Linked DNA regions of Homo sapiens: region 1 is linked to region 2. A link is a loop called in an ENCODE intact Hi-C map of the cell type or tissue named here. Cell type or tissue: PC-3. All regions are shown on one strand. Links, peaks and the distances in the headings refer to the core of each region. The heading gives the core; the rest is flanking DNA. Region 1 has its middle 39 kb from the start of TFAP2C. Region 2 has its middle 160 kb from the start of TFAP2C.

Evidence for each region. Peaks named below come from ENCODE experiments on the same cell type or tissue, not always from the same donor. Only the 100,000 strongest peaks of a DNase experiment are listed, where the experiment ranks them.
Region 1: it touches region 2 in a loop (10-fold over the local background); 1 of 110 quality-filtered maps calls a loop at or near these places.

The regions. Positions count from the first base shown.
Region 1 is chr20:56,664,522-56,672,851 of GRCh38, forward strand. It overlaps the pseudogene RNU6-1146P. Among named protein-coding and RNA genes, the nearest start is that of TFAP2C, 39 kb to the left of the region's middle. In PC-3, for the core only: no CTCF peak of the experiment used is centred there; no DNase peak of the experiment used is centred there.
Region 2 is chr20:56,784,719-56,793,048 of GRCh38, forward strand. It overlaps the pseudogene RNU6-929P. Among named protein-coding and RNA genes, the nearest start is that of TFAP2C, 160 kb to the left of the region's middle. RefSeq lists enhancers at 3,643-4,402, 4,403-5,161. In PC-3, for the core only: no CTCF peak of the experiment used is centred there; DNase peaks (open chromatin) are centred at 3,093, 3,773 and 4,683; H3K4me3 peaks cover 686 bases; H3K27ac peaks cover 4,115 bases.

The DNA.
Region 1 (8,330 bases), core at 123-8,122, 120 kb before region 2:
AGAGATGGTGGCTCATTGGCTGGTAGGAGCCATGATGGAGGGCCAGAAAGACCTGGGAAGTATTTTGAAGGCGGAGCTGACAGAACTTGCTGATGAGTTGGATGGGCTCAGGAGCAGGGTGAGGAATCAAGAGGGGATGATGTAAAACTCCCAGGATTGGGCCTCAGCAAAGTTTACCAAGTCAGAAAAGGCTCAATAAACCAGCTGTGTGCAAGTAAGACCATGCAGGGAGGCCTAGGGAAGGAAATTTCCATGGGAGATGCTCTTGGTGTCATTTAGATGGGTCCCAAGTTGTTCAGGCAGGGCCCTGTGGCTGGTGCTTCCCTGGAGCTGGCCTGTCTTGGAGCTCCAAAGCCTACGATGGATGGGTTTTATGGTGGCTCTGAAGACTGGGACCTCCACTTGCCCCTGACACACCAGGACAGGGGATGGGGGAAGCTGCATTCTGGGTGGGGCTGGCATTGTCTAGCTCACAATAAAAATTCCTCAAGTTAAAGTAATCAGAGGAGGTAGGACAGGGCTGTGCCCAAGGGTGAGGCTCATTAGAGCTTTATTGACTGTCAACATTGACAGGAACCTTGGAGGTCATTAGCCAAGCAGTTGATTTGGGGAAAAAAAAGTTTAAATGGCAAATTATGCCATTTAAATAATTATTTAAAAGGATTAACATAACAACAGATTTTATTTTGTTTTTTTTTTGAGACAGAGTCTCACTCTGTTGCCCAGGCTGGAGTGTAGTGGCACAGTCTTGGCTCACTGCAACCTCCACCTCCTGGGTTCAAATGATTCCCCTGCGTCAGCCTCTCGAGTAGCTGGGATTACAGGCATGCACCACCATGCCCAGCTAATTTTTATATTTTTAGTAGAGACGGGGTTTCACCATGTTGGTCAGGCTGGTCTCGAACTCCTGACCTCAGGTGATCCGCCCGCCTCAGCTTCCCAAAGTGCTAGGATTATAGGCGTGAACCACTTGCTCCCAGCCCAGATATTGTTTATTAAGCACTTAGTATGCACCAGGGTCCAGGCCAAATGTTTTACATCCATTATTACTTTTTTTTTTTTTGAGACCGAGTCTCACTCTGTCGCCCAGGCTGGAGTGCTGTGGCATGATCTCAGCTCACTATGACCTTTGCCTCTTGGGTTCAAGTGATTCTCCTGCCTCAGCCTCCCAAGTAGCTGGGATTACAAGTGCCTGCTACCATGTCTGGCTAATTTTTGTATTTTTAGTAGAGACGGGGTTTCATTGTGTTGGCCAGACTGGTCTCGAACTCCTGACCTCAAATTATCCGCCTGCCTCAGGCTCCCAAAGTGTTGGGATTACAGGCACGAGCCACCGTGCCCGACCATTATTACATTTTAATCCTCCAAATAGGCCTCCAGGGAAGTACTGTCATCATCTGTCTAGTAACTGCAGTTCAGGAGCCCCATGGTTCCCTAGCTGCGATGGGGTCCCAACGGCCGCCCTCTGACTCCTGGAAATGGAATTGGAGCCTCCAGGGAGAGTTTACAAAAATGAGACCCAACCAGAGGGAGTCACTTTGTGACCAAGATACTAAAGACAAATTAAGAATCTTGGGTATGCTGGGCGTGGTGGCTCACGCCTATAATCCCAGCACTTTGGGAGGCCGAGGTGGGTGGATCACGAGGTCAGGAGATTGACGCCATCCTGGCCAACATGGTGAAACCCCTTCTTTACTAAAAATACAAAAATTAGCTGGGCGTGGTGGTGCTTGCCTGTAATCCCAGCTCCTTGGGAGGCTGAGGCAGGAGAATCACTTGAACCCAGGAGGCGGAGGTTGCAGTGAGCTGAGATTATGCCGCTGCACTTTAGCCTGGTGTTAGAGCGAGACTCTGTCTCAAAAAAAAAAAAGGAAAGAATCTTAGACATGTCACTGACAGCCCAAGAGGGGCCTTAGTTGAACAGAACTAAGGCTTTTGTTCATCCCACACAGCATGTTGGCCCCCAGAGACACTGACCCCAGAAGCCCTTCCAGCAGCCCCACACAAGGGCTGGGTCTCCAGCTCTTGCCAAGTTAGATTAATATATTCTTAATTTTATCATTCTAAATCCTTTAAAAATTTTTCTTAATTTAATTTTTTTTTTTTTTTTTGAGACAGAGTCTCCCTCTGTTGCCTAGGCTGGAGTGCAGTGGCGTGAACTCAGCTCACTGCAACCTCTACCTCCAGGGCTCAGGTGATCCTCCCACCTTAGCCTCCCAAGTAGCTGGGACTACAGGTGTGCAATACCATGCCTGGCTAATTTTTTTGTAGAGATGGGCTTTCATCATGTTGCCCTGGGTGGTCTCAAACTCCTGGGCTCAAGCAATCCACCCACCTCGGCCTCCCAAAGTGCTGGGATTACAGGCATGAGCCACAGCACTTGGCCAGTATTCTGTTTTTGTTTTTGTTTGGAGGCAGAGTCTCACTCTGTCACCCAGGCTTGTGTGCAGTGGTGCGATCTCGGCTCACTGCAACCTCTGCCTCCTGGGTTCAAGTGATGCTCCTGCCTCAGCCTCCCGAATAACTGGGACTACAGGCATGCATCACCACATCCGGCTACTTTTTTTGTATTTTTTTGTAGAGATGGGGTTTCACCATGTTGGTCAGGCTGGTCTCGAACTCCTGACCTCAAATGATCCACCTGCCTCAGCCTCCTAAAGTGCTGGGAATACAGACGTGAGCCACTGCGCCTGGCCTCTGGCTAGTATTCTGCATTCTTGACAGTCTGATAGATGGAAAAATATCCCTATGGCAATGAATACACTTTAAAAACATACGGAATGTCGGTGGGCCACTCTTGCCCTCTCCCCAACTATCTTTAGTGGTGGGCTTCAGGCTCCGGGCACCCTCTATTTTGTTTCCTAGCATGAGTACATTCATGTAGTCATTGAACACCTCTTTAAACTCTGTGTTCGCTTCAGCAGCACATATACTAACATTGGAACAATAGAGATCAGTATGTTCCCTGTGCAAGGACGACATGCAAATTCATGAAGCGTTCCGTGTATTTTTAAAATTTAATATATTAAAAAAATTTAAAACTCAATAGAGTGTCTGTTGTGTGCCAGACACTGTTCTGGGTGCTGAGGACACAGCAGAAAGAGATTGGCCCTCAGGCGGTTCATCCTGGTGAGGACCCAGACAGCTCACACAACGGACGTGTAAAATGCACTGAGTGTTCCCAGGGTGAGAAGTGCTTTGGAGAAAAAATTAAAAGGGGCAGGAATGTGCATTTCTGGGGCTTCGGAAAGTTTCATGGAGGGGAGGGGAGGGGAGGGAGCAAGTGTAGAAGAAACAGAAGTCTAGGAAAAGGGTACAAAGTGCAAAGGCCTGGAGATGGGGACCGTGCCCAACAGATTGGAGGAACAGCTGGGATAGCTGAGGCTGCAAAGCAGGGACTAGGAGGGCTGTGGGACCTCATGGCCCCTGGGAAGAAGTCTGCCTTTTGCTCCAGATGAGGTGGGGACCTTTGAAGGTTGGGACAACAGGGATGAGACCTGACATTTTCACCAGGATCACTTTGGCTACTGTCTTGTACATTGACTGTAGGGGGTCAAGGTCAGAAACTCAAGACAGTTGGAGGCTAGAGAAATCATCAAACAAAAGATGGTGGTGAGTTGGTGTGCTGGGTTCAATAGTTTTTCTCCCAAATTTATGTCCACCTGGTATCTCAGAATGTGACCTTGTTTGGTCTTAGAGTCTTTGCAGATGTAGCTAAAGATCTCAAGATGAAATTATCCTGGACTTAGGACCCACCCTAAATGACTGATATCCTCATAAAAAGGGGAAGCCACAGAAAGATACACAGAGAGAGGGGATGTGAAGACAGAGCCAGAGATGGCAGTGATGCCCAGGAACTGGTGTTCCTGGCAGAAGCACCAGAAGCTGGAAGAAGCCAGGAAGGGCCCTCCCCCAGAGCCTTCAGAGGGAAAGCAGCCCCGCCCATACCTTTATTTCAGACCTCTAGCCTCCAGAACCCTGAGTGAAAAAGATTCTGTTGTTTTAAGCCATCAATTTTGGACAATTTGTTACAGCAGCCCCAGGAAATGAATACACTTGTGCCAACACAAGAGTAGAGGAGAAGGTGAAAATTGGTCCGTCAGAGTTGGGATATATTTTGTAGGTAAAGCCAAGAGGATTTGCTGAAAAATAGGAACAAGAGAACAAGAAGAGTCCAGGCTGGCTCCAGGGTTTTTGCTCTGGGCATCTGGCAGGCTGACTGGGTATCAGAAGGGCTGTTTGGGACTGGGCATGGTGGCTCACGCCTATAATCCCAGGACTTTGGGAAGCTGAGGCTAGAGTTTGAGCTCAGGAGTTCGAGACCAGCCTAGGCAACATAGGCTCTACAAATAATACAAAAATTAGCCAGGCATGGTGGTGAGCGCCTGTAGTCTCAGCTACTTGGGAGTCTCAGGTGGGAGGATCCCTTGAGCCCAGGAAGTCAAGGCTGCAGTGAGCCGTGATTGAGCCACTGCACTCCAGCCTGGGCAACAGAGTGACAGCCTGTCTCAAAAACAAAACACAAAAAGCAAACAACAATAACAAAAGAGCTGTTTATGAAAGAAGAGAACATGCTGCCCTTTGGATAAATTAAGTTGCCTGTGAGACATCTAAGTGGAAGCCAGCTGTGCATACATTTTGTTTGTTTGCTTAAGGACATATCTTAAAATCTTTCCATGTCAACCTATAAAGAAATGTCTCATTTTTTTTGTTGCTGTGTATTTCATTATATGCATAAACCATCTTTTTTTTTTTTTTTTTTTTTTTTTTTTTTTTTTTGAGATGGAGTTTCACTCTTGTTGCCCAGGCTGGAGTACAATGGCATGATCTCAGCTCACTGAAACCTCTGCCTCCCAAGTTCAAGCAATTCTCCTGCCTTAGCCTCCCAAGTAGCTGGTATTACAGGTGCCTACCACCATGCCCAGCTAATTTTTTTGTATGTTTAGTAGAGACAGAGTTTCACCATGTTGGCCAGGCCGGTCTCGAACTCTTGACCTCAGGTGATCCCTCCGCCTCCACCTCCCAAAGTGCTGGGATTACAGGCTTGAGCCACTGTGCCTGGCCAAACCATCTTATTTAACCAGAATTAGGCACGTTTCCAAATGCTAAGCTGGATGAGTCTGTCTGTGATAGTTTGTTCTTCCACTGAAATCAGTACTTACTAATTTTTCTTTTTTTTTGAGGTGGGGTCTCGTTCTGTCACCCAGGCTGGAGTGTAGTGGCACAATCAATGCTCACTGTAGCCTCGACCTGCTGGGCTCAAATGATCCTCCTGCCTTATCTTCCTGAGTAGCTGGGACCACAGGCACACACCACCATTCCCTGCTAATTGGTTTTTCATTTTTTTGTAGAGATAGGGTCTGGCTGTGTTGCCCAGGCTGTTCTCAGACTCCTGAGCTCAAGCAATCTTCCTGCCTCTGCCTTCCAAAGTGCTGGGATTACAGGTGTGAGCCACTGCACCTGGCCAGTGCTTGCTAATTTTTGAGCACTTGCTGTGTGCCTGCTCCTGAGAGGAATGGCCTCACAAAGGAGACGGTTTAGTGTGGTGGCCACGGTGTTCCAGTTTCAGACCATCACCTTCTATGAAACAGGGCTGCGGCCGGGCGCGGTGGCTATGCCTGTAATCCCACCACTTTAGGAAGCTGAGGAGGGTGGATCACCTGAGGTCAGTAGTTCAAGACCAGCCTGGCCAACATGGCAAAAACCTATCTCTACTAAAAGTACAAAAATTAGCCAGGTGTGGTGGCACATACCTGTAATCCCAGCCACTCAGGAAGCTAATGCAGAAGAATCCCTTGAACCTGAGAGACGGAGGTTGCAGTGAGCCAAGATTGCACCACTGCACTCCAGCCTGGGTGAAAGAGTGAGACTCCGTCTCAATAAATAAATAAACACAAAGAAAAATAAAAATACAAAATTGGCCAGGCGTGGTGGCACATGCCTATAATCCCAGCTACTTGGGAGGCTGAGGCAGGAGAATCGCTTGAACCTGGGAGATGAAGGTTGCAGTGAGCCAAGATTGCACCACTGTACTCCAGCCTGGGTGAAAGAGTGAGACTCCGTCTCAATAAATAAATAAATAAAAATAAAAATACAAAATTGACCAGGCGTGGTGGTGCATGCGTGTAATCCCAGCTACTTGGGAGACTGAGGCAGGAGAATCGCTTGAACCCTGGAGGCAGAGGTTGCAGTGAGCTGAGATTGCGCCACTGCACTCCAGCCTGGGTGACGAGGGCGAAACTCTGTCTCAAAAAACAAACAAACAAAAAATCTAGGGCTGCTATGTCATCTAAAGACATACCCAGCACAAAGCCCCAAGCTCAGCCTTTGAAACAGGCATTGTACACGTGGAGTCTTTGCTACTATTTCTTATGTAACTGTGTTCCAGAGGCCTCAGACATGAGAGGTGTTCTGTGGGTACCAATTCCATCTTCCCTGAAAAATGACTTGCCTGGTCCAGCAGCTCCCTTTTGGGGGTTCCTAGTCTTTCCCAGCACATGGAGGGCTCTGAGAAATTCTGCACTCAAGACAGTTTTGCTTATCCAAGTGTTACTCAAATATGTTTGAAGACATCACTCAATTCCTCCTCCTTCCCACAATTGCATTCAACATCTCAAGAGACCAGAGCCTGACAGGCTGAGAAAAACTGGCTTTGGTTGACACATCAGAGACTAGAAAAAAGATCCCCAAAACCAGGTTTATGTTATTTTTTCAATGAGTGATGACCCCCCGTCTTAGGTGGAATCTCTTTGGAGTCTCAAATTTTTTCTCCATTTTTTACTTGGAGATGATAAAATAGTCTCTGCCAGATCACCAGGCACTGTCTCTCTGGGGCCTCCCAGCCATCCCTCTATTTATCTCATGGGGCAAGGGGGCCCAGTATGCAAATTAAATAGTACCCATTATGCCAATTAAATAGCACCCTACCCAAAGAGCTGTCTCCCAAGGATGGAAATAGGAGCTAACTTGGGTCTCTCAGGAGAACATTTTTGCCTTGGAGGATTTCAAGGTTTACTCTCGGGTATCAGAATGTAAAGGGAATGGCTTTAAAACTATAGCACTCGAAAAAACTTTTTGGGTGATGGAATTTTTTTTTTTTTTTTTGAGACAGAGTCTTTTGAGACAGCCTGCTCTGTCGTCCAGGCTGGAGTGCATTGGCATGATCTCTGCTCACTGCAACTTCCGCCTCCCAGGTTCAAGCAATGCTCCTGCCTCAGCCTCCCAAGGAGCTGGGACTACAGGCACCCACCACCACGCCTGGCTAATTTTTGTATTTTTAGTAGAGACGGGGTTTCACCATGTTGGCCAGGCTAGTCTCCAAGTCCTGACCTGCCTCGGCTTCTCAAAGTGCTGGGATTACAGGCGTGAGCCACCACGCCCTGCCAGGGGTGATATAAATATTTAAAAATGGGATTATGATAATGATTATGCATATGCAAAAAATATTAAAAGTCACAGAATTGTGCATTAACAATGGGTGAATTTTGTGATATGTAAATTATACATCAAAAAAGTTTATTTTTTTTTTATTTTTGAGATGTGGTCTCACTCTGTAATCCTCTGTCATCCAGGCTGGAGTGCAGTGGTGCAATCTCAGCTCACTGCAACCTCCACCTTCCAGGTTTAAGCCTGCCTCAGCCTCCAGAGTAGCTGGGACCACAGGAGTGTGCCACCATGCCCGGCTAATTTTTTTTTTTTTTGGAGACAGAGTCTCATTCTGTCACCCAGGCTGGAGTGAAGTGGCACAATCTCGGCTCACTGCAGCCTCTGCCTCCCAGGTTCAAGTGATTCTTTGCCTCAGCCTCCCGAGTAGCTGGGATTCCAGGCACCTGCCACCAGGCCCGGCTGATTTTTGTAGCGGCTAATTTTTTGTAGAGATGAGGTTTTGCCGTGTTGCCCAGGCTGATCTCAAGCTCCTGAACTCAAGCGATCCACCTGCCTTGGCCTCCCAAAGTGCTGGATTATGGGTGTGTACCACCACGCCTGGCTAATAAAGTTGTTTTTTAAAAAAACAAAAAGATTAAAAGTCAGGGCTGGGCACAATGGCTCAAGCCTGTAATCCCAGCATTTTGGGAGGCCTAGGCGGGAAGATCACCTGAGTCCAGGAGTTCAAGACCAGCCTGGGCAACATGGAAAGACTGCGTCTCTTTTTTATTTTTGGAGATGGAGTTTCACTCTTGTTGCCCAGGCTGGAGTGCAGTGGCGCGACCTTGGCTCGCTGCAACCTCCGCCTCCTAGGTTCAAGCGATTCTCCTGCCTCGGCCTCCCAAGTAGCTGGGATTACAGGCACTGCCACCATGTCCAGCTAATTTTTGTATTTTTAGTAGAGA
Region 2 (8,330 bases), core at 80-8,079:
ACTGCATGTTGTCATCATCTTTTATGAAGCATCAGTCACTTCCATGGCTTCATATCATTACAGCAAAGTCTGTACTGGAGAATATTTCACCAGTTCTTTAGTGCTGAGCCTACAGGCTGCTTTCAACATTTCCCATATAAATGATGTGGAAATACATTTCTTTCCTTATACGTAGTTTCTAAATAATTCCTTAGGAATAAAAAAAATGCACATTTTAAAGGACTTTAATATGTATTCCAAAACTCAGAACAGTTGAATCTGTTTCTTTCCTCCAGTTGTGAGGGTACCATTTCTCCATTTGGCTAACACCGTGGGTTACCATTCTTTTCAAATATTGCTACTCTGAAAGAGATACGGAATGATGTCATTACAATTACAATTTCCACCTCCATTGCTTGATTCCTCATGAATCTAAACATTTCTCCTGCATGCATTGCCCACTTTTATTTCCATTTCTGTGATTTGCCTGTCATTTTTCTTTAGCCATTTTTATGACTCTATACGAGCTTTGTCTATTTTAAGAGGCTAAATACTTTGTCATGTAGGTTGGGAATATTTTTCCTCATTGTTTTATGTCTTTTAATTGTATTAGTGATGGTTTTTCGTGTCCAGGAGTTTTAAAAATTAATTATAATGAATACAAGTTGTATTTATTTATTGTATACAACATAATGTTTTGAAATGTGTATACCTGGTAGTGTGGCTAATTCAAGCTCATTAGCATATGCATTACTTCATATACTTATTCTTTGTGGTGAGAACACTTAAAATCTACTCTTTTCCTGATTTTCAAGAATATCTTGTTGGCTGAGCACGGTGGCTTACACCTGTAATCCCAGCACTTTGGGATGCCAAGGCCGGCAGATCATCTGAGGTCAGGAGTTCGAGAGCAGCCTGACCAACATGGTGAAACCCCATCTCTACTAAAAATACAAAATTAGCCGGGTGTGGTGGCACATGCCTGTAATCCCAGCTACTCAGGATGCTAAGGCAGGAGAATCACCTGAACCCAGGAGGTGGAGATTGCAGTGAGCCGAGATCGCGCCATTGCACTCCAGCCTGGGTGGCAGAGGGAAACTGTCTCAAAAAAAAAAAAAAAATCTTGTTATTAACTATAGTCTCCACGTAGTACAACAGATCACTTGAAGTTATTCCTCCTCTCTAACGGAAAATTTGTATCCTTTGACCACCCCCTGGCAATCACCATTCTACCTTCTGCTTCCATGAGTTCACTGTTCCAGGAATTTATTTTTATTATTAAAAAAATTATGGAACGTTTCACAAATTTGCATGTCATCCTTGTGCAGGGGACACGCTAATCTTCTCTGTATCGTTCCAATTTTAGTGTATGTGCTGCCGGAGCGAGCACAGTCCCTGGAATTTTGGATGCTTATGTTGACTCTTCATGTTTTCCCTGGTGGTGTCTGCCTTCATAAGCCTAGAAGGGCCTTCAGGGGAATGGGTTTGAGGGCCCATAGCCACAGCGGGACAGTTGAACGAATATTCAGAGCAAAGCAGATGACACGGAATTTATAGGGCGAATGAGATGGCCTCTGGCTTCACAGAAGCTGTGTCAGTCACTCGGCAATGCAGCCTGGGAGGTGGAGAGCCCTCTGTCTTTTCTTAACTTTTATAAGGGTCTCTGAGCAACTCATTATGTGCAGAAAGAGCCCTGGGTAGAATCCTGGACTCTGGCAGGGCTGCCTACTCACCATGGAGCCTCAGTTTCTTCATTTGTAAAATGAACGAATGAGCCAGGATCGCCTCCTTGGACCCCCTGACTGCTCATGACGTATGGCCTTAAATATGGCTCTAAATGTTACTCCCCATGGAGCCCTTTCTAGGTATCTCAGGCCAGAGTCCTCAAAGGAAAGACATAAAGATTTGACTATATGAACATTAACAATCCCTGGACGTCAAGAAACACCACAAATAAAATTAAAAGACAAAGAACAGACTAGGAACAATGTTTTCAACAATTACGTCATTCAGCCTCCCGACTCAGCCAATGGGTGGATGATTCCTGACTTTCCTCCCCCAGAGGGGTGGGGAAGGTGCAAGGTGACTTGGGAAGACAGCCAGCTTGGGGCACAGGGAAGGTGCTCAGTCGAGGCTTTTCATTTTCTTGAATGAATGAATGAGTGAGTGAATGAATGATGAAATCTGCATCCTAGGTACTGTGTATCTTCCTTTGAATTCTGCCCCATTTATTTTTATTTTTATTTTTATTGTTATTATTATTTTTGAGATGGAGTCTCCCTCTGTCACCCAAGCTGGAGTGTGGTGGCGCAATGTCAGCTCACTGTGACCTCCACCTCCCACGTTCAAGCGATTCTCCTGCCTCAGCCTCTTGAGTAGCCGGGACTACAGGTGTCTGCCACTGAGCCTGGCTAATTTTTGTATTTTTTGTAGAGACGGGGTTTCACCATATTGGCCAGGCTGGTCTTGAACTCTTGACCTCAGGTGATCCACCTGCCTCAGCCTCCCAAAGTGCTGGGATTACAGGCGTGAGCCACAACGACGGCCTATTTTTATTTTTATTTATTTATTTTTTAGATGGAATCTTGCTCTGTCGCCCAGGCTGGAGCGCGGTGGCGCAATCTCGGCTCACTGCAACTTGCACCTTCTGGTTCAAGTGATTCTCCTGCCTCAGGCTCCTGCGTAGCTGGGATTACAGGCGCCACTACCACACCCGGCTAATTTTGTGTATTTTTAGTAGAGACAGGGTTTCACCATGTTGGCCAGGCTGGTCTCGAACTCCTGACCTCAAGTGATCTACCTGCCTCAGCCTCCCAAAGTGCTGGGATTACAGGTGCGAGCCACTGAATTCTGCCCTATTTAAATGAAGAGAAGACAGATCCTCGACCACAAAGAGAAAGTGGTTCGCTTCTGTTGCTTACTGTGGGGTTGGCGCTGTGGAACGTCCCAGCCTCCTCTGAATTCATCTGGAAAACGGGTTTAAAAATTCTTACTTCCCTGCCTCCTGCCTCCTCCCTAGAACGGACGTCAGTTGGGATGAATCAGAGCCTCGGTATTTTGGCTCAGCCGTTGTTTTGGCAATAAGAATGATTAAACAGATAGTTTATTTATTTTACTCTCATCTTCTGTACCCACATCTCTGGAAGAGCTGTGTTCATAGGTGTGGAGACAAGTAAAGAGCTTTCTGACGAGTCAGAAGCTGGTCATGGGAAGGAAATGAGGGCATCTCCTAGGTAAAGGAATTTTTATTTTCTCACTGGATTTCTTCTCACTTTAAACTGGTTCTTTTGTGTTCTTACTTGGCTGGGAATGTCTGGAAGTCAGCACTCCAGCTGCTGAACTCCAGAACTCAGAAAAGATGCACATAAATAGACTTTGGTTGCAGCATGAAATATTGGGTTAGACATCAAGAGGGACTTTCTAGTCAATGAGATTGTGTAGGCAGAGGAAGAAATGGAGGAAAATCATAAAACTTTCTACTCTGTGGGAAAGGTAGTTTTCTGGGAGGCACTCCAGCGCCTTTGGGTGAGACCTTGTGCCACGTTCCCGGAGGCCTGGGTGGCAGCAATGAAAGGAGGAAGTGAATGCAGCCCTGATGGCAGGCTACTGAGGACAACGCAGCACTGCTCTCCCATTTTACAGCTGCAGAAACCGAGGCAAGATCCTGCAACAAATATTTACAGAAGGTGTCTGCATGCCAGCCTTATTCTGAGTTCTGAGGACACCGCAGTGAGGGAGGCAGAGTACTAGCAAACAAGGTCATGAATATGGAATGTGATATTGTGCAATGATGGGGCTGGACAAGGAAGTGAGCGGTAGGGAGGGATGGAAGCTGCTGTTGAAAGAATGGTCAGGGAAGGCCTCTTTGGGGCAGGGTCATGTGAGATGAAATGACTCACCCAGGGTCATTTAGACCCCAGATACAATTGAGTCTGCTTCCCTGGCTCCTAGTCAGGGGTTCCTCCAGGGTGTTTTTGGGCCTAAGTAACAGAAAACCCAACTCAAAAAGGCTTACGCCAAGAAAAAAAAGTTTGTCTAAAAAAATCCAAGGGTAGAACTTGTTTCAGGAATGTCTTGATCCAGGATCTCAAATCACATTGCCAAGCCCTGCCCTCTCTTATGTCTCTGCCTCTTCCACAAGGGTTCTAACTCCCAGGCTCCCTGTGGGAGCAGGAAGGTGACAGTGTTTCCAGGCCCACGGCTCCCAGGTTCAAGCTGGCAAGAAAGAGCTGCTCCATCCTCATCCATTTGAACAAAAATGCTGGGCCTGACTCCCTCAGCCAGGTTTGGGTAACAGACCCGCTTTCTGAACCAATGGGAATAGCTAGGGGGATTTTCTGCATGGACTGGGCAGGCTGTGTCCCAGGCCCATCCTGGAGCCCTGGGCTGTGGGAAGGGAGGGAGCATCCCCAGGTGAAGTTTTGACCCTTGTTAGCAAAGGAGGAAGGATGATTCAGGCCGGCCCCAACCTAGCCATGAAAGTGCTGCCTGGCCCCCTCTCTGTACTGTGTCCACATCCATCATTTCCCCCAGGCTTTATTGAGCACCTGCTGTGTGCGTCCATCTCTGTTTCCCAGAGCTTAGACTTCAAGGTATAGGAATTGTTTTGTTTTCATTTTTTTTTATAATCCTCCAAGATCTTCCAGTCTACTTGAAGAAACAAAAGCCACATCCTGTTTTTTATCCTGTCTTTTTGTGGCTTGCTCATGGCATGAATTTTCTAGCTGTCAACAAAGGGAGGGGCGCTTTTGGGCTGGAGGAGTCAAGAGGCCTTCAGGAAAAAGGAGGGCTTTTGATACATTTTCTTTCTTTCCTTCCTTTCTTTCCTTCCTTCCTTTCTTTCTTTTCTTTCTTCTTTCTTCTTTCTTTCTTTTTTTTTTTTTTGAGACAGAGTCTTTCACTGTTACCTGGGCTGGAATGCAGTGGCCTGATCTCAGCTCACTGCAAACTTTGCCTTCTGGGTTCAAGTGATTCTCCTGCATCAGCCTCCCCAGTAGCTGGGATTACAGGTGTCTGCCACCACATCCAGCTAATTTTTTGTATTTTTAGTAGAGATGGGGTTTCACCATGTTGGCCAGGCTGGTCTCGAACTCCTGACCTCGTGATTTGCCCGCCTTGGCCTCCCAAAGTGTTGGGATTACAGGCGTGAGCCGCCACGCCTGGCCCAGTGCATTTTCAAGGGTGGCTTATATCAGGAGAAGGTTGACAGAGGCTAGAACTTGATAGTGCATGCAGGCTATGGTGAGCGGGACACACACCGTGTGATTATGACTTTTTGGGATGTGTGGTTAAAATGTGTGTAGTTCTTGAACCACTGAGGTTTATAAGATTATAAGGCAGGACACAGGCACATGTTTATCTTAGTAGTCAGGTATTTATTCCAAGTTTATGTTAGAAGCAACTATGTTATTAACTTATCAGACCTGGATAACATTGTTCAGGATGAAACTAAAATTAACAAAAAATAAAAGTGGCAGGGAGTCCATTTAAACAAATATCATACATATAGGTGGTAGCAGACATGGCAAAAATGTTGTTATGAGAATGAGTAAGGCTGGGCGCAGTTGCTCACGGCTGTAATCTCAGCACTTTGGGAGGTCAAGACGGGCGGATTGCTTAAGGTCAGGAGTTCGAGACCAGCCTGGCCAACATGGTGAAACCCCATCTCTACTAAAAATACAAACATTAGCCAGGCATGGTGGCGCATGCCTGTAATCTCAGCTACTCGGGAGGTTGAGGCAGGAGAATCACTTGAACCCAGGAGGCGGAGGTTGCAGTGAACAGCGGTCCCGACCCTGCACTCCAGCCTTGGTGACAGAGCAAGACTCCATCTCAAAAAAAAAAAAAAAAAAAAGTAAGTTTTGGGAAATGCTGGTCTAGCCCTCAGATTCTGGAAGCAGAAAGACATGGATTCAAATCTCAGACCCACCCCACATGTACAGTGAAGCTTTGGGCCAGCTGCTTCACCTTTCTAGCCCTCAGTTTTCTGACCAGTAAAATGGGGCTGAGAATGGGATAGGAGCAGTCTCACGGGAGATGTTCAGGAATCTCTGAGATGTGGTTATGTGAAATGCCTCTTCTCCAAGGGGACATTCAGTAAGTTAACTCTCCATAATCTGGATTATTTTTCCCAGGAAAGAAAGAAAAAAAAAAAAGGCCGTCCAGCTACATGTGCAGGAAGTGCAAGGGCCAGAGGTGGGAAGGAATGTGGCAGGTTAGGGAGACTGCTGCAGTGGGGTGGGGTGGTCCCTGCAGGAGAGAGCAGGGATGGTGTTGTGTCAGGGAGGAGAGGATTTGCAATTTTACAGGAAACCTATGGAGTAAATAAGCCTCCTCTGGGACTACATGTGGTACCTTGGAGGACGGGCTTACCTGTTTCACCCAAATCTCTTTTTGCTCCCAGCAGACCTCTGAGCGCCACTGTCCACCGCAGCCTGGGGCTGGGCTCATCTCTCCCCCATCCAGAGCTTTCTGTGCAGACAGATTCTGGTGAACCTGGGTTGGGCTCCATAGATTTAATCTATGTTGTTTATCTTTTAAACACCATTAACCACAAATTAGCTGATTCTTTTGTGGCTATAAATTAATAGATTCCATTAGTGAACAGCAAATTACAGGATGATTACTTTTCCTCCCTGAACTTGGAGCTTTTTTTTATAGCTTTTTGAGAGGGTTTGGTTCTGTCCTCTTCCTGCTGCCGCTTTCCTATCTAGGTTCTTTGTTCATTGGACCAAATCTTCTGAATGGCCCGGGAGGCTGAGAGTGGGTGACATGGACTATCTTTGTAATGAGGTTATAAGCCTGTTCGCTTTGCAGAAGCAAAACTGACTGGAGGTTTGTTTTCAAGAGAATTTTTGTTTCAATCACAGACCAAACCAGCAAAGTTGCCACCTCCTTTTACTCCTGCGTATAACATAAACACATCGTATTTGCTTTTTCTTCCATAGCTTTGTTACTTCTGAGGCCTCATTCTGGTAAATACTGGATAATCTTTTCTTTCTATCCATCTGTCTATCCATCCATCGATTCCCTTATCCATCCATCCTCCTCTATCCATCTGTCCACCCATCCATTCATCTACCCTTCCTCCCTCCCTCCCTTCTTTCCTTCCTTCCTTCCTTCCACCTGTTCCTGTTCCTTCATCCTCCCATTAAGACACAGCTGCCCCTACAAAGCTCAGCTGAGGGTCTGGCTGGAGCTGCCAGGAGGGGCACTGATCCCACTACATCCATCTGCCACGTCCTAAAGCATTCGGGTAGTGACATCGGGCTAATTTTTGGAACCCGTAGCTGCACACCTGTTATAGGATGGCAACCAATGTGCTCTCAGGTGCTAGGCAGGTAACTTAAACAACTAGGTAGGTAGGCAAAAATAAGTCTCAGGGCTTCAGTGAACTGTGGGGTTCAAACCACTCCTAAGACTTTCTAATTCAAATAAAAAATAATTTTTTTTTTTGTTTTTGAGAAAGGGTCTCACTTTGTTGCCCAGGCAGGAGTGCAGTGGCATGATCATGGTTCACAGCAGCCTTTGTCACCTGGGCTCAAGTGATTCTCTCACCTCAGCCTCTTGAGTAGCTGGGACCACAGGTATGAACCACCAAGCTCAGCTAATTTTTGTATTTTTTGTAGAGACGGTTTCACCATGTTGCCCAGGCTGGTCTCAAACTCCTGAGCTCAAGCAATCTGCCCATCTCAGCCTCCCAAAGTGCTGGGATTACAGTTGTGAGCCACTGCTTTCAGCCAAAATGCAGTATCTTTAGAGTTTGGGGTTGGGTTTGTGACTTTTGACATATCAATCAGAATTCTTTAGTTGCAAGCAACAGAAATGGACTCTTCTAGGCTGAATAATGCCTCCCCCACCCCCACCAAAGATGTCTATGATCTCATTCCTAGAACCTGTGAATCTTACCTTACAAAGGGACTTTGCCGATATGGTCAAGTTAAGGATTTTGAGATGAGGAGATTATCCTGGATTATTAAGGTGGGCCCACGGAATCGCAAGGGTCCTTGCGAAGGGGAGGCAGGAGGGTCAGTCCAGAGTAGGAGATGTGCTGGAGGCAAGGAAGGAGCCAGGAGCCAGGGAAAGCAGGCGGCCTTTGGAAGCCGGGAGAGGCAAGGAAACAGATTCTCTCCACTGTTTTCAGCAAGAACGCAGCCCTACTGATGTTTGACTTGAGTCTAGTGAGGTTGATTTTGTCCTTCAGACCTCCAGAACTGTAGGAGAATACATTTGTGTTGTTTTGAGCCACAGAGTTAGTAGTAATTTGTTCCCACACCAATAGGAAACCAATACACTAGCAAAAAAGGAATTTTTTTTTTTTTTTAAGACAGAGTCTCACTCTGTTGCTGAGG